Linked DNA regions of Homo sapiens: region 2 is linked to region 1. The links are chromatin loops, found by intact Hi-C in ENCODE. Cell type or tissue: gastrocnemius medialis. All regions are shown on one strand.

Region 1 (2,500 bases):
TGGAGGTGTTGCTGAGTACCTAAGTTAGATAACGGAATAGAATGAAGAGGAGGAGCGGGTTGGGAGGGTGGTTGAGCTGCCAAGTTCTTCATGTCCTGACTTGATGTCTCTGATAAGAAGGAGGTGGCAGAAGATGGTTCTAGAAGTTTACATTTAGTGAACACAAGTGCCATTTGGGACCAGGGATGGAGGGAGGGGGGCAGGATAAATGGACAGTTGAGTTTGTGGAACCCATGGAACGCCTAACAGAACTGGGAATGCAGAGCTGGGATTTGGGAGTCCCTGAGACTCACACAAGATGTGGGAGTGAGAGCTGAAGATCCAGAAGTGGGTGAGGCTGAGCCTGCCCGACCTCAGGTTCTGAGCGGGTCTGACAGGTTCAAGTTTCCAGGCAGCCAGGGGTTCACCTTTAAAGCACCAACTTGAAACTCAAAAACCTGTTTGAATTCAAATGTTGGTTGTATATGCTTCCACAGTTTAATTTCCTGAGCAGAAACCCACTGGGTAAGCGTCTTGATTCGGATTTTGGTTTGTTGGGTTTTGGTTTCTGATAACCAAAGCCTGTTATTAGCTGGCCTCAGCTACTGTAGAAGACTGTGCAGTGATGCTGTCAGGCCCCAGATGACCACACACGGTGCCGAGAGTTCCCGTGTCTGCCACTTTGTTTGCCTCTTCCCTCACTGGTAGCTGCCTGCCTGCCTGCCTGCCAGGGATCGGCTGTGCTTCTCATTTGTGAGTTTAGATCAGAAACAAGCTCCCTGGGTATGGCTGTAATTTTGGTCAGACCTTGAGTGAGACCTAGAGGGGAAGAGTGCCTTCGAATAACGGGAGTGATTGCTGGATGCGGGGCCGGGTCACTTTCACCCCATCACTTTCCTAACTGTTCCAAGCTGAAATGCCCAGGGCCAGCTGCTACTTTGCTGCCTGTTCTTCTGATTAGCCTGGTATGAAACAGTGATTCTCAAACTGTTTGGTATCAAAATCATCTGGGGAAAATGGCAAAAATGCCAAGGCCTAAGCCCCATCCCGCTTCCAGGAGCCTAGTCCTGAGTGGGCTTCATTAGCTCAGCAGGTGGCTCTGATGCACACCTAGGCTGGAGAACCAGTGTGAGATACTGGAGCCCGAGATGACAGATCTGACTCACCAGGAGGGTTGGAGTCTTTCGCAACGTACGTAACCCCTTCCACCTCTTGTTAGGCAGCTCCTTGTCCTGCCTGAGGCTCCAGCCACAAGTTTGCTGCCTGGATGAATCTTCTCTGATTCCCCACCCCTGCAGGGAGTTGATTGCCGCAACCCCATCTGCCCTCTTGCACAAGGGGCTTCTGTGACAGTGTTCTCCCTGCTCCTAATGCATCTCATTACCTGTCTCCTACAGAGCCAGCAGGGATCTTCCTGCAACCTCAGTTACCGGGAGGGCCTGTTGCTAGGCACTCAGTGTGTGTTTATAGTTTATAAAGCTGCAGGTTGAAGGGAAGGCTGCTGTTACCAGTCCAGCTGCCTGATGGAGTCCAGCTTGTTCTTCATCTTTCAGGAGGGTTTTGAAGTACCCTGAGTATCACAGACTCTACAGACATAAATTCTCCCCATTTGAAAGTGGACCTTTGGAATGAAGGTCCTGAATTCTTCCAGAATGAGACTGTTACAAATACAATGATTGTATCTTGCTTTGGCAACTGCAGTAAAAAGAGGCCCAGTGCAACATTATAGGATACCATGTGAATCCTTTTCATGCTCATTTCCTCCTAAGAGTCCTTTCTCTGTGCCTCTTTTTAGAACAATGCTAAAGTAGCTGTGCTAGGGGCCTCTGGAGGCATCGGGCAGCCACTTTCACTTCTCCTGAAGAACAGCCCCTTGGTGAGCCGCCTGACCCTCTATGATATCGCGCACACACCCGGAGTGGCCGCAGATCTGAGCCACATCGAGACCAAAGCCGCTGTGAAAGGTACTGGGCGCGCTGACCCTGGAGACTTGCTTCCTGTCCCCAGTAGGCCAGGATTCGAGTTTTGAGTAAGATTCTTAGATGAAACTAAATGTTTAGAGACGGGGGTTTCTCTGTTTTAAATTTAAATTTTACAAGTGATTACACCCTTTTAGACTTGGCGTCTATAAAAATTGAAACAGCGGTGTCTTTTAGAAATGTGAGGTAGCCTAATCATCCCATTTTCTACTTTTTCTAATTTGAAAAGTAGTATGAGGATGGGGAAGAGGGAAGTGTCAGCAACCTCTGGTGAGGATTTGGGGACAGTAAGGTGGTGGTCTCAGCTGCGGGCCACCTTCCCTCCACCCCAGGGTTATCTTGCCAGCTTCTCAAAAAGCACGGCCTCTTTGGGAAACCTCCCCGTCTGTGGAAGGCAGTGTCGGATATTCAGTAAATGTTGTCTGGAAAATGATTCACTGGACTTAGTGCAGTGGCTTATACCTGTAATCCCAGCACTTTGGGAGGCCAAGTCAGGAGGATTGCTTGAGTCCAGGAGTTCAAGACCAGCCCAGGCAACATGG
Region 2 (2,500 bases), 240 kb after region 1:
AATTGCTTCCTTCCCACCCCACCTCAGCACCTGGCCCTACCGGCCTCCTCACTGGCCAGCCTGCCTCATTGCCTTCTCCAATCCCTCCTGCTTTTTTCTTTTCTTTCCTTTTTTTTTTTTTTTTTTTTTTTGCGACAGGGTCTCACTCTGTCGCTCAGGCTAGAGTGCAGTGGCACCATTATGGCTCACTGCAGCCTTGATCTCCTGGTCTCAAGAGATCTTCCTGCCTCAGCCTCCTGAGTAGCTGGGACTACGAGTGCACTCCACTACGCCGTTAATTTTTGCTTTTTTGTTTTCTTGTTTTTGTTTTGAGACAGAGTCTCGCTCTGTCACCCAGGCTGGAGTGCAGTGGCACAATCTCGGCTCACTGCAACCTTCGCCTCCTGGGTTCAAGCAATTCTCCTGCTTCAGCCTCCTGAGTAGCTGGGATTATAGGCATGCACCACCACACCCAGCTAGTTTTTGTGTTTTTAGTAGAGATGAGGTTTCACCATGTTGGCCAGGCTGGTCTCAAACTCCTGACTTCAAGTGATCCACCCACCTCGACCTCCCAAAGTGCTGGGATTACAGGCATGAGCCACTGCACCCGGCCATTATTTTTTGTACAGACGGGATCTCGCTATGTTGCCCAGGCTGGTCTCACACTCCTGGCCTAGAGCGATCCTCCTGCCTCAGTCTCCCAAAGCACTGGGATTCCAGGCATGAACCACCATGCCTGACCACTCCCATTATTTCTAACATGCAGATCTGAACACCCATTCACTCATTCCACAAATACTTATTGAACAATTCCTATGTCCCCTGCAGAGTGGCTGGCTCTGAGGACACAGTACTGAATAAATGAGACAGAACTCCTTGCCATGCAGAACCTGCCTCCTGAGGCCACATCCACCAGCTCACAGGCCTTGGAAGGCCTTCTGAGTGACTCCACCTGGCACGTGCCATCCTTGGCTCCTCCCAGGGCGCCCTCCCACCTTATCTCCCATCGCTGCCCTTGATTCCAATACCCCGAGCCCAGCTGGCGCCCCTCATGCCCTCTCTGCCTCCACGGGTTCAGGTGAGCTCACAGGCCAAGGCCCAGCTCAGCCACCTCCTCCTCCATGCGGCCTTCCTGATGTGCAGCTGCCGTGACTACTCCTGTCTCTGGGGTTCTCTGGGAGCCTGTGTTTAGGGCCCAGTCTCTTCTTCCAGTGATTTATTTGCTAGCATGTTTATCTCTCCCCAAAGCTCTGAGCTTCTGGAGGCCAGGACATGTCTTCCTTGTCTCTGCATCGCCCACGTAGGCCACTTTGAAATGTTTGTTGAATGAGTCATCGAGTGAAGGAAGGAACCCGCAGAGGAACGGTTGCAGAAACTTTGGGGGAGGCCTGGGCACCAAAGGCGAGGCGTGGTGGCGGAAAGCCGACACTAGAGGGCGACAGAGAGTAAGGGAAAAAATGCAGCCAGGACCAACAGGCTTGGAGCAGAGAGATGCCTGGGCCAGGGCTCGTCCCAGCCTGGAAGCCCCAAGCCTTCGTCCTCCATGCCTGCCCTGGCTTCGTGGGGAAGGGGTGGGGAGCATACCAGCCCCCCCCCCGCCCCACCCCGTCTGAACTCAGTCAGCCGACTGAACTCTGCTCTATACCCTGGGGAAAGGGAAGAATAGGACCAGGACGGCCGGCAGGAAAACAGGAAACTCCAGTCCCAGAGCAGCGGGCAGAAGACCGTCCCCAGGATGTGGGCACTTCTCGCCAGAGGGTCCTGAGCCTGGGGCGCACTCTTCTGGTTTGGGGTAAACTTGGTCCTCTCGTGGTCTCTCTCTCTTCAGATAGGGCCCAGGGGAGCCCCCACTCCATACCACGTTTTTCCTTCCAACACATACAGCAGCCAGGAGGCCGGACAGAGCTTTCCGGTTTCCTGTTTTCACAACTGTATTTTCCCCTTTCTCCTTAATCAGTTTCCTACAGCCCCAGACAGGGTGACAGGCCACAGGGCACCTGCCCAGCTTGGCTGTCCCAGCCTGTCCCCCATCCCCTCACCACCCCCAACTTTTTTTTTTTTTTTTTTGAGACAGAGTCTCGTTGTGTCACCCGGGCTGGAGTGCAGTGAGTGGTGCAATCTCAGCTCACTACAACCCCCACCTCCCAGGTTCAAGCAATTCTCAAGCTTCAGCCTCCTAAGAGCTGGGACTTTGGGTTTGCACCACCATGCCCGGCTAATTTTTGTAGGTTTTTTTTTTTCTTTTGAGATGGAGTTTCACTCTTGTCGCCAGGCTGGAGTGCAATGGCACGATCTCGGCTCACTGCAACCTCCACCTCCCGGGTTAAAGTGACTCTCCTGCCTCAGTCTCCTGAGTAGCTGAGATTACAGGTGTGCACCACCACACCTGGCTAATTTTTGTATTTTTAGTAGAGATGGGATTTCACCATGTTGGCCAGGCTGGTCTCGAACCCCTGACCTCAGGTGATCTGCCCACCTCAGCCTCCCAAAGTGCTGGGATTACAGGCGTGAGCCACTGCGC

What was found. Hi-C counts contacts between places; a loop is a spot of excess contacts. Peaks named below come from ENCODE experiments on the same cell type or tissue, not always from the same donor. Only the 100,000 strongest peaks of a DNase experiment are listed, where the experiment ranks them.
Region 2: a loop joins it to region 1, with 5 times the contacts of the local background. A loop is called at or near these places in 4 of 110 quality-filtered maps.

Annotation. Positions count from the first base shown.
Region 1 is chr7:76,053,056-76,055,555 of GRCh38, forward strand. MDH2 (malate dehydrogenase 2) reads left to right here. Exons shown (of 9, transcript NM_005918.4): 2 at 1,775-1,943. Among named protein-coding and RNA genes, the nearest start is that of MDH2, 6.2 kb to the left of the region's middle. In gastrocnemius medialis, no CTCF peak of the experiment used is centred here; a DNase peak (open chromatin) is centred at 1,256; H3K27ac peaks cover 2,500 bases.
Region 2 is chr7:76,290,394-76,292,893 of GRCh38, forward strand. No RefSeq gene overlaps it. Among named protein-coding and RNA genes, the nearest start is that of HSPB1, 11 kb to the right of the region's middle. RefSeq lists enhancers at 1-362, 1,019-1,328, 1,395-1,910 and a cis regulatory region at 1,003-1,771. In gastrocnemius medialis, CTCF peaks have their summits at 1,408 (motif pointing right) and 1,628; DNase peaks (open chromatin) are centred at 1,438 and 2,088; H3K4me3 peaks cover 876 bases; H3K27ac peaks cover 1,471 bases.